Linked DNA regions of Mus musculus: region 2 is linked to region 1. A link is a loop called in an ENCODE intact Hi-C map of the cell type or tissue named here. Cell type or tissue: left cerebral cortex. All regions are shown on one strand.

What was found. A loop is a pair of places that touch in the nucleus more often than their neighbours do. Peaks named below come from ENCODE experiments on the same cell type or tissue, not always from the same donor. Only the 100,000 strongest peaks of a DNase experiment are listed, where the experiment ranks them.
Region 2: it touches region 1 in a loop (5-fold over the local background); 3 of 42 quality-filtered maps call a loop at or near these places.

Annotation. Positions count from the first base shown.
Region 1 is chr13:117,598,119-117,606,118 of GRCm38, reverse strand. Hcn1 (hyperpolarization activated cyclic nucleotide gated potassium channel 1) reads right to left here and starts at 3,799. Exons shown (of 8, transcript NM_010408.3): 1 at 3,024-3,799. The coding sequence starts at 3,415. In left cerebral cortex, a CTCF peak has its summit at 3,750 (motif pointing left); DNase peaks (open chromatin) are centred at 3,405, 3,729, 4,341, 4,833 and 6 more places; H3K4me3 peaks cover 3,953 bases; H3K27ac peaks cover 3,398 bases.
Region 2 is chr13:117,653,691-117,661,690 of GRCm38, reverse strand. Hcn1 (hyperpolarization activated cyclic nucleotide gated potassium channel 1) reads right to left here. Exons shown (of 8, transcript NM_010408.3): 2 at 4,662-5,085. Among named protein-coding and RNA genes, the nearest start is that of Hcn1, 55 kb to the right of the region's middle. In left cerebral cortex, no CTCF peak of the experiment used is centred here; DNase peaks (open chromatin) are centred at 1,930, 2,749, 3,071 and 3,966.

The sequences.
Region 1 (8,000 bases):
ACAGCTCTTCATGTTGTAGTGACCCCCAGCCGTAAGATTATTTTCATCGCCACTTCCAAACTTAATTATGCTACTGTTATGAATCTTAACGAAAATACTTTTGGAGGCTGAGGATTGCTGATGGGCATCACTACCCACAAGTTGAGAACCACTGCCTTAAAAGGCTGGGAGAAAGGCTTAGAAAGTCATCTTGAAATGGGCACCAGAATATTAGGCACAATGTCAAAAACCATGGTATTTCCTGGAGAAAGGTAAAGTCATGCTATACTCAGCTTCATGAGAGTGAACAACAAACAGAATAAACACTCCTGGCCTCACAGATACTTATGAAAGTAACAAGCAAAGAATCCACTTTGCTCAACCCTCCAGAGCCAAAACCTTTTCATGGAAATGTATTCTCTTACATGATCCCTTCTCTGTTGGTCATTTAATGAACCTAAGCCTGATGTTCTAGTAATTTCAGCAGAACATTTCCCTTAGAGTATCTTCCTCCGGAAAGGGCTGTGATGAGCAGATCAAAAAAGGTCGCTTGAGCATTGCTTGCAGGTTTGTGAAGAAAAAAAAAAAGTTGCTGGAGTTTTGCCAGGTTTCAGTTGTGGTTTTAACAACTACATTATCTTGGCATGTCATAGGTTTTAGAAGTGCTTCCAAGTGGGTACTGTGAGTATAGAAAAAAAATGCTAATTAAACAATGTCTTCTGAACCCAAATAGGTACAGTAGGTACAGGGTGGCCATAATCTCCTTAGGAAACACATACGTACAGAAATTCTAAGTTTCAACTTTTCCAGATATATTCTATCTTAAATTTTAAGTAATAATGGCTATTTAGTTTATTGCTTCCTTTTTCCAGTTATGCAAGGGAAATCAAGTCCCCCAAATCATGCTGGGGCTTGTCTGTATATAAGCTCACTTCTTAGTCATCGGCCCTCCCTGTAAAGTGCAGGATGAGACTGAATCATCGTTTTCATTTCCCACCTATGAGCAAGATTTGCTATGTCTCTCTAGGTCTTGGGGAAATATGTAGGCTCCCTCAGTTTCACTGATCCACAGATTGGGCATACAATTCTAGATCATGAAAAGTCTCTATATATGTTAGAAAAAAACAAATGAGGAAGGTTTAATCATCTGCAACATACCACTATTTTGAAAAGCTTCATCGTTTTTCCAGGATGAACATATAAAAGTATCATTTGGAATCATTTAGTTACAGATGATACCAAGTTAAAAAAAAAAAAGTTTAAGCACCTTTGTGAACATTATCACTGAATGTCATAGTTTTAATGTCATTCTAGTTTTTTGTTATTAAGATTGTCGACTATTTTTTGAAATTGTCTTTTTTTAAAAATATATAAAGTATAATTTACATTACATTTCCATGCAGGAATCAAAAAAGAGATGATATTCAAACTCTATTCCGATTCCCACTTTTGAAATTCTATAGCATGTAACAACCCTAATTTGCCGTAGACAGAGCAAGATCATCTATGAGTTTGCTTCCACGAGTATCTTCTTCACGGAGGAAACACGTTGTATTACTTGGGAAGCTGTTTTAGCCTGAACATTCTTTCAATCAGACTCAGTTGCAGACAATAAATGGTATTAGCTAGTGTAAGTACTTCAGTAAGGTTTTCCTATGTGTTTTTCCAAATAAGCATTTTTAAATTAAATCTTTCCTAAAATCTATCCACTCTGTGACAAGGAATAGAGACTGCTGATTTTTGAGACGATAAATACCTCAGGGAAGATGGACAGTCTTCTACTCAAGCTTTGTTGGGCTATATTCCACAGTTAGGTTGATTCAGAACTGTGGACAGCTCCCTCCCTTGCATGCTGGTAAGGGCAATTTCGGTTAGTTTCTAAACGCTACTGGAAGTAATGTTGTTTTTTATTATTGCTATGTTTGCTGGCAGTTTACCGGAAGCCTATGCATCCACTCAGTGTGCACATAGACCCCTTTCGTTGTTGTTGTTTATTTTATTGTTGTTGCTGCTGCTGCTGTCGCTTTCCCTAGTTGGAACGAATGAAATAAACAAGTGAATATCACCTCTAGTTACTAGTTTGGGATTTTTAGAAGGAAGCTCTGCCTGTGTTCAGGAGCGTGTCGCAGTAATAAGAGGATCTGCTTCACGACCTTCATTTGTCAGTCTCTAAACATGCTTATTAACCAAATGAATACTCGAGCCACAAATAAGATCAGGAAACTCATATTAATTTTCTCCTGCTGACAGCTCTGCTGCCCTTCTTCCCAGGCTGGGAAACTGGAAAGACATTTCTGAAATGGATTTGTAGTCAAGGTCAAGAGCGGGTGTCGCTCTATTTCAGGAAGGGGACTTTGAAAACGACCCCCCTGCCTCTGTTTCGGGAACTCAAGGCTTCCAGTCAAGTTCTTGCCCAGTGGGGCAGCGCCCGCTCCGCTAAAATCTCAAGTCAGAGACTGACTACCCAAGCGCAAGTGCCCTTCCTGTGCCTGCCAGCCACTGATCTGGAGAAATTCAGTGGTGACAGGGGTGCCTATAAGCATAAGAACAACAGATTAACACTCCCAGGGGCGAGAGTGGCAGGAACAGCTAGGACCTGTGAGTCACTGTCTCCAGTTTCCTCATCTCCGGGATCCCAGAAGCATCTTTTTTCATTTCTTTGGGGAACTGCTCTTAGCAAGGATACCTGTCTCGTCCTAACATTACCAAACTAAAAGTTTCCCTAGTGCAACTTAACAACCTCCCGTCCACGGGTCACGGTGGCCTTCTTCCCTCCTCTGCTGTCCCCAAAGTTCACCAGGCAAAGGAGAAGAGCCTCCCTGGCGCTCCGGGGAGAAGAAACTCCCTACCCTAAACCTGTCGTCGGTGGAAACTAGTTGGAAGAGTGGAGTATGGCCAGTCTAAGTAGAAGCCTCCAGCATCGCCGCCCCGCCTGCCCCGCACCCCCACTGTGAATCCCCGGGGCGCACCTTCCCAGAGGCAGGATAGGATGCTGGAAGGCGCGTCAGGGGGAGCAGGGTGGGGCGGCTCCAGGGAGTCCTCACCTGAAGTCACTGTACGGATGGATAATCCAGAAGCCTGCAGTTTTAACCCTTTCCTGCTCCTTCTCCACCGCCTTCTGGCTCCCAAACATGCGGAGGGAGAATTTGTTGACCCCAGGCTGCAGCATGGAGGTGAACTGCCTCTGCATGAAACCATACTGCCGCCGGGGCCCCTCGGCATCCTCGAAGCTGCCCGCCGGCTCCTCTCCTCCGCCGCCGTCCACCTTGAAGCACACGGAGTTGCCATGTTCCTTCCCGGCCGCGCCGCCCCCCGGCGGGGTCCCCAGGCGCTTGTCGGCCGCCACCGGCCCCGTCGCGGGCGCCTTGGAGGGGAAGACGCTGTTGCCATCGTCGCGGCTGTTGGACGCGGAGTTGGGTTTGCCGCCGCCTTCCATGCCCGGAGGACGCGACCGGCGACGGCGCGGGCTCCAGACTCGCCGGGGGCTCGAAGCCAAGGAGCAGGGGCCGGAGCCGGCTGCCCGTCGCGGCGGCAGCGGCGGCGGCGGCTACTGCTTCCCGCCCGCCCGCTGCTCCGCTGCGCGCCTGGCTCCCGCCGCCGCCGCTGCCCTCAGTGGCTGCGCTGCCGGCTCTGCCGCGCTCCGGGCTCCGCCGCGCCTGGTACTGAGGCTGAGGCTGAGGCTGCGGGCGCGGGGCGAGGCTCCTCCGCTCGGCACCCGCGCGCCAGCGCCGCCCCTCGGCTGCCCCCTGCTGGCCGCAGACCGCCTCTACCCGCGCGCGCCCCGCCGCTCGCCTGTGCCACTTCTGCCCAGCGTGACATTGAACTCCTGAGCCCGCCCCGGACGCGTATTTGTACGTTTGGAGGGAGGCTCTCTGGATGTGGGTTTGCAAAAGTGGGAGGGCAGAAAAGGGAAGGAGGGGGAGGAAAAGGGGAGGAGGGAAACGACAGAGGGAAGGAGAGATGGAAGGAGGGAGGCAGGGGGGGAGAAGGGAAAGACAGACAGACAGACAGACAGACAGACAGAGACTGAGAGAGAGCTGAACTAGCAAATTGCGTTAATTCAGAACAAAACTCCACCTAAAACACCAGAGACACTGAACGCCTGTTGGAATGATGTTACAAATAGAGAAAGGGGGTCAGGTTAATTCTGCACACTATCAATCCACTTGTAAAGCTAGGTGAAGATAAAATCAAGGAGACACGCTGAAAAAGGCATGTCGTGGAAAAGAGGGAGAGAGGGACAGAAGAGAGAAGCAAGAAGACAAGAGGGAAAAATGAAAGATGGGGGCGGGGAGGGGCACACAACTAGCAAATAGATCTTTGTAGCCCTGGATAATCAGCTGCCTGGAGCTTTTCAGATTAAGGATCTGTACCTAGGGACAGACAACTGACCTCCTTCTACTTATCCTGTTTATTCTCACACAGCTCCTTAAACGGGAATGGGGTTCCTTCCTAGGAAGGCCACTAACATCAACACACATGTGAGCAAATTTATTGGCCAGTCCTGCTGGAAAGAAAAGAAAAAAATGTGTAAGAGATAAGTGGCCTAAGATGACCTTCCTTTTAAGATAAGTTATACAATCAATAACCACACAGAGAGATAAATATGCCGCACTGTGTTCAGCAACACCAGGCTCAGAGGTCGAGATAACTTGGAATCCAGTCAGGATGCCATGAAGTATTCTCTGGTGAAGTTGACCACGTGCGACTGATGCTGAGGACAGCGATCTCAGATTTCTCTTGTTCCCTTGGTGTCTCCCCAACCCACTGGATTAGCTAATGGAAGCAAAATGTGCTGCCAAAGTTACCATTCACTCAGCAGGGCATCTTGGAAGTCTGAAGAGTTTCGAGACTATAAGCAGCCCAGAACATCTGTTCAAGATACCAGCAAGCATTACCTCCATGCCCACAGCCTCTTCAAAGCCAAGCTCACCCAGCCAAGACATAGATAGATCCTCTGATTTACTGTTTGCTAAGGTCGCATGGGAGAGAAGAGACACTTCGGGAAGAGATTCTTTGTCAGAGTGCCAACCTGTGGCACAAGATGAAAAAAAAAAACAGGTGAGGCCAATCACTTTGGGTTTTGTTCTGTTTTGTACTCGGGGAAAACCTGAAATCTGTGATGAAGCCAAGAAACAAGAGAAGCAAGAACAAGAAAGTTCATGAGTTTTCAGAGAAGCCAAGGAAGGAATAGAGAACAGTAGGTCACACAGTATCTGCTTTCAGCCAATCCAAACACACTCTCACAAAATAAATTTATATGGTCAAAATGTTATGATCAGTGATAGGGAAATAGTGGTATAGCATTCTGATCTAGCAGCATAGTGACCTTGGAAACCACAGGTCAGAGGATGATATTCGATGGCAGAGGCAGAGATAACAAGGATGAACAAAACCAAACGCCCTCAAATGGTACAGTATTCAGTCCCACTTTTTAATCATTAAACTGAAAACATTTCTCTACTTTTTCCCATTCTGTATGCCTCCTGATTACCTCTATTTTCAGTGTGAAAATGTATATTTTAACATAAATTTTAAGTTTTATAATAATGTAAAAAAGGACCACCTAGGATGTAATGCTGTCTTGATAAGTTATTCATTCATTCATTCATTCATTCATTCATTTAACAAACCCTTGTCTTTGTTCTATTTCAACTTGTTCGTGATCATGAACAGGCAGTTACTTCAGTAAACTTTCCCTGAGTGTCACTGTCTGTGCTCAGTATGACAGAACTGCTGATGAAAACAAAATCTTATAATGGAACTTGAAGCACAGCTCAAAAGGAGCAGAAGCCATTTGCTGCTCCGAGTACAACTTCAACAGTGTATTTTATACATTATAATTATTAAAACATACATTTTAAACTGATGATGTGTGTGTTACATCAGTCTATACGAACTTAACACCAATATACAAAGTCAGTCTGTTGGTTTCACACAAGTGGTGCTGATCTACAGCTGTTTAGAATGTAGGCCCCTTGCGAAAAGCTTCCTTGGGGAGACATAAAACTTGAAAGACTGGGGTAGAATAAACACAGTGAAAGAATGAGAATAATGAGAGCACAAGAAACAAAGTGAGACATAAAGTTCTGAAACCATAGGAATCTCTTGACAGGTTTCTGTCGCAAACACTCTTGAGCTGAAATCCATTAAGCTAACTGTGGTTCTTAAAGTCGCCTTGGAGGGGGGGATTAGAATTATGCTGACTCTGCCGTACATTATCTGTGAAGTGTCTTCTTATACTTCGAAAGAACTTGATATCTGAGGACCTATCGGAGATTATCAATGATGAGTTTATTTCAGGAGAGTCTGCCATTGGTTGTAATGACTGGTGTTCTGTGTGTATTAGTATTGTAAGGCTTTTAAAAACCTCCCCTGTCTCCTTTAATACTCTGCTTAAGATCAAATTGCAGACAGCAGCAGAAGATTAATATGAATCTAAAATAAAATCTCCATGCAGCCGACTCAAGCACATGTGAAATGAAACAAAAAGATAGATGGGTGAGTTGAAATCTGATGACTTCTTAGAAAATTCTGAGAGGAACTTGGAGGTCTATGGGCTTGTTAGCAGGATGCAGACAAATGCTGAAACACACAGGCACATCTGAAGACATGTCAGAACTTTGCTGGAGAAAGCGGTGGCAAAGAAGCTGTGCCTTAGACAAATTGGATTGTCTGGCTGGAAAGCATCTGCCAACATCACCCTTAATGCGAGGCACTGGAGGATGGAAGAACAAGACACCCATCTCAGCATGTCTGTCACATAGGCTAGGATAAGTTGATTCTCTTGTCTCCCTGAAAACTCAAAAGAATCAAGTAGATAGCCATAGCAAATAGCATATATCTGAAAGTTCATATACATTGTACATGATAAAAAGAATTTCAGTGCTTCTCCTAAGCATCACTAAGAATAATCATTCCTTTCATAACCAAAAATACATGTGAAAACATTCACTAATAAACAAGAACAACATGAGATACACAATATTTTTAAAAACAAAAAGCTAAACTTTACCCAAAAGCAAGCCATAAACTGTAATTAAATAAATGAAAACATAGCTCAAATCCTTAATATTATAAGTGTGATGATTCTTTCCAAATTTGTCAAATTGGACTGTGATTCCTCCCACTCCTATCCCCCGGAAGTCAAACCTGCCAAAATATTTTTAAGGATAATTTTAAAAGGTTCTTACGAAATAATCATGTGTTACAGATATAGAGACATGAATCAAGGGGTAAAATGTTTGCTGTGCAAATAGGAAGACAGGAGTATATAGAGTATGGTGGTGCATTGCTTTAATCCCAACACTCAAGAGAGAGACGCACATGGGTCACTGGGTGTTACAGGCCAGGCTAGTCCACATAGCAAGTTCCAGGACAGGCAGGGCTACACAAAGAAACCCTGTCTCTAAAAACCAGAGAGAGATGGAGAGGCCAGGAGTGCTCGAAGAATGATTAAGTAAAAAATTGAGGAAGAAACAAAGTGAAATGTAGTATCATGCTGTACCTTAAAGTAATGTTATATAGTATATGAAGTAAACAGTGAAGCTAAAGTAGGTAAGAAGAGAAAATATTGATTGCTATCATCAACCTCCTGTTGAAACTCAGCAAACCATAATTTAAAATAAAAATAATAGGAAATGTTAAAATATTTCATAAAAACAATTACACCTTCGAATATTAATTTATATAAACATGGATCTCATGCAAAGAAAAATTCTTACATGTGTAAGGAATAGTGCCATTTCTACGTTATATCTTATATAAAGTTAAAAGAATTTTATATGCACAAAAGACTATATATATTTAATATTTTCTATACTAATAAATATTTAAAGTTTTTTGGCCATTCGTGCTTTTATAAACAACTTTACAATCTGTATTATTTTCAATGCCACTGTGTACATATTAATATATAATCTAGATTTAAAAAATATTGAAAGTAAAGAGCATTACTAAATCACAGTAATATGTATATTTACTTTTGATAGTAACTGTTAACACACTCTCTAAAACATGTT
Region 2 (8,000 bases), 56 kb before region 1:
TAATCTAGTATTGACTGTTATAACTGAGCACATACAGGTAAAATACATTCTATAACTTTGAATTGATTTTTAAAGGGCAGATGGGGAGTGGTTTTTCAATTTGAAGTGTTCCACCTGAAAAATTATAGCAGTGGGAAAAACCATTCCTTTCAAGTATAGTAAAACTAAAATTAAGCAAATGTTAGCAATACAATAAGCGACAATGGTGACTTGAGTCAGTGTGCTGAAGAGCCTTGAAGGCACAAGAGTGAAAGCAGATTAGACATGACGGGTAACAGCAAGTCTCTCTATGTTCTAGGCTGAGGAAATTCTAGGCCAACATTTCATTTGCTTATGACAAGACTTGAAGTTTTATGTGTTTTCTAAAAACAGAAGTGCTTAAAATATATTGAAAATTTTTAATAGGCAGATAATTTATAGCAAGAGTTAGGTTTTAATCGGTACCAAATAACATGCTAAAATTAAACAAAATTCGAAATCAAATTTTGCCTTAGCTCCCTTTAAGACTGTCTTGTTAACCATTCTGTGCTTCTGTCCATAATTGGTAGATAAATCTCTCTATGTGATCCAACACCACAATCTAGTATTGACTAGTAGAAAAACATCATAACATGCTAAATTTATCCTTCTGCAACTGCTCTATCTAAAATGTTCATAGCTACAAGCCTCCCTTCCTGCCTCAGAGTGCATTTACTTCATTGTAATATGCCCAAAATCCTCACTAGAGAAGCAGGGGAGATAGGAAATGAGGAATAAATAAAGTGTGATGTATACCAGAGAGTTGTGGTTACTAAATAATCATGCATTGAACTACATCTTTTACATCACTCATGAAGGAATGCCCAGCTTAGTTGGGACACTTAAGCCTACAGTCTATAAGAGAAAGTATTTTTCATCAAATGTTATTTGTCATTCAGTTATTTCTATGTTGGGGTTTTACTACACTGCTAAGGCTGGCCTGTAACTCATGGTTTCCTCCTGTCTTAATATCCCAAGTAGCTCTGGGATTGCAGTCCCACTACATAGTAACCATAATCAAGGTGATGTTTATACTTTCAACTAATATTGTATAAGACTGTAAAAAGGTTCAAGGGCCATCTCCCTTTGACAAAAAGACTGAGGTCAACAGACAGGTCACTTGAGGTTTTGAGAACCCTTTACTTTTATACAGTGAATAATCCCCAGTTTGCTAAGCTTTTAATCTGGTCTTTATCTCTTTAGAGGTTTGTGATCGTCACAAATTGTTAATAATGCTCCATTTAATTTTCAAGGATTTCCTCACCATATGTGTCTTTTTGGAGGGTCATATAGAATTGTTTTCCCTGTATTAGATTATAAAACATAGATCAGACCTGGAGGTCTGGCATACTTGAAATGAGAAAAGTGATGTCACTTAATTAAAAGAATGAGTTTTCAAAACAAAAATAAAAGAACCCATTTATGTTATGCTAATTATTGAAATTTTATACCCAATGGAAAGATTATACTAAGGGAAAATTTTCTAGGCTAATTTACCTAAATTTCTTCAGATTTTCATATCACCAGACAACATATAACAAAACTTTAACCTAGTTTCAATGAGCTTGGTGTTTACACCATAAATCATTGAACTTACAAATTGACTTAAGAGTGTAACTTCACCCTTTATACATTAATCCCAGGACATTTCATAAATTGATGATCCCCACCAAACATTTCCTTTTACACATTTACCTGTAGCACTGTTGGACCATAGGGAGTAAATTTTAAACTTCCTGCATCTCATTCATAAGATTTCTCTAATTTATCTAGTTTCGGAACATCTTGTATTTTAGTTGAACTAATCCAGGCTGTGGGTGGAAAAACTGCATCTCTAAAGCTGAACGCTGTTCCCTATAGCAGGCAGCTGCTTTCATTGCGAATGATTCATTTAGAACAGTGGCAGCTTCCAGACTTCACACGCGACTTCCCCAAGTATGCTGAATTTAGCATGAGCCAGCCTGGTACTAAAACGCTCGAGCTCAAAGACATGTGGGTGAACTCTTATCTTCCTCTGCAGTCTTAATCCAACAGCTCATACAGCTACTTCTAATGATTAACTTGTATTTCTACTTGTAAATGCATCCTGATGGCATTTATAAGAGTCAAGTGGAGATGTGCCAATTTGGGAGCCATTCAAGGGTTCTTTTGTTTGTTTGTCTTTTGGTTTTGGTTTTGGGGTGTGTGTGTGTGTGTGTGTGTGTGTGTGTGTGTGTGTATAAGAGAGAGACAGAGACAGAGACAGAGACAGAGACAGACAGGGAGACAGAGAGATTATGTTTTAAATTTGTAGGTGGAATAAATGAATTTATATTAAATTATCTAGTGTGATTTCATTTCTTAGTCTTCAGCAAGAATATTGCTAGCAGTCATTAAACATTCATGATATATATTATTATATGGGTGTATCATATAACCAAGAAAACATTCTTCAGCTAAATGAGCTTCTGATTCATTTATTACCAAGGTCATTTATTTATAAGAAAGATCTTGCCAACTCACAACGCTGCCCTGAATGTGTGTGGTTAGCAAATCTCTCTAAGTGCATATTAAATTGCATTTCACAATGATGATGTCAGACAGCTGATGTTTCTGAATGATATCACGGGCACCTTTAAAAATCCTGTCGTGCTGAGCAGATCTAGGTACTGGTGACCATGCCGGGAACAGAAAATATCGGTGTTAAAGAGTGTCCTCTCTGACCACATGCTCTGTCACTTTATCTGATCGGACGCCATCTGCTCATCCGGCTGCCATTCTCTGGGATAACTGGGCTAAAGCCGAAAGCCATTAAAAATAGTCACACTGTCTCTTGTATTTTTAATTGACCGGGCAGCTCTATCCATGACTTTTCTCTCACTGACTGTTCGTCAAAATGGTATTGTGGCCTTGCTTTAAGAGTTAATGTTTGGTTCAAAGATGTCACGATGAGCACTTGCTCCGGGAAGAAAATCACCATTTAGCTCCTTAGACAAGCTGTCAAATGGTGAGCTTAGTGTGTACAGAAGCACAAGCCACAGTGAGAACTGCACAGTTTTACAGGTTAACAACATGGCTCTGGAGTCAGATTGCCAAGACAGGAATACCACCACCACCACCACCACCACAACCACCATCACCACCACCCCCTGCCAGCTCCACCTCTTGCCAGCCGCTTACACCTGGTAAGGAACCATAACGTGTTTCACCGTCGTCATCTGATAACAGCAATAGACTCTATCTCCTCAGCTTTTAGAGAAGATTCAGGGAGTTCATTTGCACAACAGATCAAAAACTGCTCATCAGTTAAGTCAAGGCCCCCAATAGAAATTGGGGGTATTATCAAAAATCATCTTGGACTGGTATTTTGAGATTCGTGAAAGGGCTTCGAGAAGTGAATATTGATTTTCATTTCTATGTGCGCGCGCTATGCAGAAAGGTTACAAGTGCATCCAGTTTCTCCTGTAGACTTCATTTTTTAATATATTCCAGTTTCATATTTTAAGAATGATCCATGTTGTGGCTTTCATCAGTGTTGTGTGCAGGGTTTTATTACTGTGTGTCATTTCCTAAAATCCTGTGAACCAAAATGTCGTTGACAAGCCTCCACAAAAACATTCCTACAGCTGCCCAGAAAGCAAACAAAACTTCCATTTTACGGATTCTACAAAATATAAACCAGCATTTCTGTAGGAGTAAACCAATAATCTAGAATCAGTGGAGTGCTTTCATTAGTGCTCCATTGAGTACTCTGGAGGTCTTTTGACTTTCATTCTTATGCAGACAATCAAATCCAGTTTATAATTAATACAAAGGGCTGTGCTTATGAAGGAAAAAAAGCCAAAAAAAAGAAAGAAAAAAAAAAGAAAAGAAAAAGTAAATATACTAGCTGTGGAAAGAGGTACTCATTTGCTTGATGGTGGTATATTTAACTCCGGCCTTTGGAAACTTGAGTTGGCAGGGCTCTTTCACCATTCCACCCACTGTCTAAGAACAGCAGATGCCCTATTCAGCAGCAACGAGGTCTGACTGGCTAGAATCATTGGAATGATTCCTTTGTGTTTCCTAGTTAGTTATTTCCTTCCTACATATTCTGTGTTTTCACTATTATGAAATGAACTAATTGGGAGAAAAATCTAATAAAACTGTAGGGAGACAAAACAATGAACAAATTTAGTATGCTGAATTCAAACCTAAATTTATAGAATTTAGAGATAACCAAGAGGACAATATATTTTCCTCAAACGTAAAGTCACTGAAATCCCAATATTGTTAGAAACATATTTTAGCATCTTTTATACATGATAATATAGTAGATTACCAATAATACCCTATAGATCTTTATCAAAGATATATATGACATATTTTTCTTAAACAGAATCTTCTAAGGCATAAGAAAAGTCACAGTGACTAGAATAACAATATGTCAGTTAAAGTGTATTTGCATAAAATATAGTCAATAGAATGTTTGATAATTATTCTCAGTTGGCTCAAATGATTCAGAGATATAAAAAAATCACTTAAATATCAGAATGGAGAACTCTGCAAATTATTTGTTCTTAAATTTCATGCAGTTCATGAAACATAGAACATACACACTCAAATAGTCGTCATGGAAGATCCCATGATAGAGTGACGTCAAGACAGAAAAACATGCAGCTTACCTCTTCCCACTGGTGTATGTATCTGATTAACCTTGAAAGGCGTAATAACCGCAAGAGACTGAGAATTTTTGTAAACCTCACGATACGAAGTGCTCTGGCTGTCTTGTAAACTTCTGAGTCCATCCCTTTCTCTACAATGAGAAAGATATAATCCACCGGGATCGATGAGATGAAGTCCACCACAAACCAGCTTTTTAAATAATTCATCTTGATCACTTTAGGGTCCAGGATGATTTCCGAGCTGTCTTCATTGACAGTCCCAGTCCTAAAATTCATGATTAAGTCCAACAGGAAAACAGTATCGGATGCCACGTTGAAAATAATCCACGGTGTTGTCGTCTGCTCTGTGAAGAACGTGATTCCAACTGGTATGATGACCAAATTTCCAACCATCATTATAAGCATGATTAAATCCCAATAAAACCTACAAGGAATAAGAACAAGTTGCAATTTAGGATGTAGAAAGTAATCAGCCATTTTCCATTTAGAAAACAATAATTGAAGACATATAGAAAAATGTAGGTGAGGAGAACAAACAAATGTTGTTTTCAAACATTTTTTTCAATAACTGAATATTTATTAGGCAGAAAAAAATAGTATATTACTAAGGCAAGTTTTTATGATAAATGTTCTAAAATTAATTGTTACAATTCATTATGCAAGTAAAAAGTAAAAGAGAAAATCTAATAGGGAGCTAAAAATAATTAGCCTATAAGAAGCTAGATATAAGTAGAATTTTAAAAAAATAAAAAATAAATACAAGTATACAAGTTCTACCTTAAAACCTTGTTTTTGTTACAACTGTTAGTAGGCACTTTGAAATACTTTGTATGTCAATTTAGCGATCACAGAAAGGATTAAGGAATAACACAGAGAGTATTCTAAGAATTTCCTTGATAATAATCTCTAAGACACCAATTTAGTCAAGTATAGATTCAAAACTTGATTGCATAATCCAAATGTTATGTTTGCCTTTGATCCAAATAAAGACTAACTTGGGACTGAGATTGAAAATAGTCAGTCTCTTCCCAGTTTGAAGCATGAACCATTTTTTCATTAATTTATTTATTTGTTCACTTTAGATCCTGATCACAGCCCCCCCCCACCCTCCTCTACTCCCAGTCTCATCTTAAAAGCCCCTCCCATAATATCCCCTCATCTCCTCAGAGAAGGGAAATTTCAACCTTATGCCATTTCATTGAACATCTTTGCAAAATATATTGTACTGTCTTTCAAAATAAGTTTTGAGTTTCAGACACTTTTGAAAATGGATGTAATTACTACTGCTAATTTGAAAATTTCTACCCCAACCTGGAAGTTTACTCTCAGTGGGTAAATAGGGCTTAAGGTGTTAGAAAGACCATGAGAAATGACTGAGGGATTATATAGGTCATTTTAGACTCTAGGCATGCTTTGAGGGACTATTTATAATAGGTTAATTGAGGTGTAAAAATACTCTCACTGTGACCATTCCCTGGACTAGATGCTGGACCAAATGAAAAGGAGGGAGACTGAGTATTCATTGTCCTGTGCATCCTGAGTGTAGGTATAATGTGATCAGCAGCCTCTGGGCCACCACGACTTTCTCACCATGATAGACAATGCTCTCAAACTGTGAACCAAAATAAAACCTTTCTCCTTACATTGTTCTCATTTTTATATTTTTATCTGGCAACAGGGAACATAAATAATATTCAACCTTAAAATTGGAGGATAAATGGGAGTTTTATTTCAAGTGTACAAAGCTTATATTAATGAGAAATTAATAAAATGTTACTTCTCTTAGTCCACTGGCACCACAATTAACTCGTTAAATAATAGACTATTTATAGATGTCAAGGATATATGTTCTTATTGAAGGAAAAATAACTAGTCACCTAAAACAACTATATAATCACAAAACAATCTCTACAAAGAAGACACTGTTTTCCAGTGGTAGGCATTTTCTTATGGCAAGTTTACAGTCCTAATAACATTAACTTTTACAGTTGGCAGACGTTTCAGTTAACCAGGATAATTTGTTTTGCATTTGTGCTGATTAGTTTTCTTGTCATCTGGGATGAGGAATACTCAACTGAGAAAATGCCCTCATCACACTGGCCTGAAGGCAAGTAGGTGGGACACTTTCTTGATTAATGATGGATAGGGGAGGGCAAAGCTGACTTTGGGTGGCACAGTCCCTCCAGAGTTGATCCTGGGTTTCATAAAAAAAACAAGCTGAGCGTGGCATGGGAAGCAAGTCAGAAACCAGCTTTCCTCACTAGTTCTACTTCACTTCCTGATATGAATTCTGGTTCTGATAATCCTTCACAATGGACTGTAAGCTGCAAGATGAAATAAACCATTGCCTCCCATAAATTGTTTTTGGCCAGTGTTTTATCACGGTGGTGGCAAATAGAACAGAAATCTTTATCAGAGAATGTGCAAATTTTGTGACAGACAGAATCATGTTGTTTTGGGAGGAATGTGGAAGTGTTTTGGTTTGTAAACCATTGAGTGCTTACAGTTTAATGCGCTGTTTGGCGGAAGCATGGAAGATAGGTATGCAGAGATAACGGCCAAACATGAAAGCCTGAACTGTGAAGGCTGGTAGAGAGGTATGAGACTCCCTCAAAGACTATCGGGGCTATTCATGTGATACTTTGAATTAAGACTTTGTCATTTCTGGTCAGCTTGGGCTGAAGAATCAGGTGTAATTAACAATAAAAAGTACCTATTACTTAGATAGTAGATGCTGGTTGTCTGGGACTAAAAGCTGTGCTGTGACTAACAAGAAACCAGCATCTTCAAAGTAAAATCTTTCTGGGAGTGTTTCCTTGGTAAGCGCAGAGCAAGGCCCAGGGTACTCATGGCTGTACCTCAAGCTGGCAGCTGAATTCACTAATATATGAGTCTTCCAGGGGTTAGTAGGTTTCATTCCATGAATCCTGAAGAATTGAAAGGACCATGGAGGGAAGCTAGGCTTCCCACCAAAGAACAAAGTTAGAGTTCCTGAAACATGCCCAGGAGGTGCTACTGGGGGAGGCACAGCCTCAATTGCAGTGCAGAGCCCAGGAGTTTTAAGATCCTAGGACTGTTGGATGATCAGGGGTCATAGTGCCTGCTGTGAAACAGAGCTGGTTAGAGTCTACAAGATAAGCTGCATATACTGTGGGTTTCAGAGCTGGCGTTCCCCCAGCCCTTTTGGAACACAGAAGATTGTGATTCCAACATGCCACGCACTGAGCTACTGCATATTGCTGATCCTTTGATTCGGGTGCAACTGTGTCTGGATTTCTCCTCCTTAGAGTAAGGAAGTGCTTAATATGGCCTTTAAAGCTATTTTTACATTGTGATATT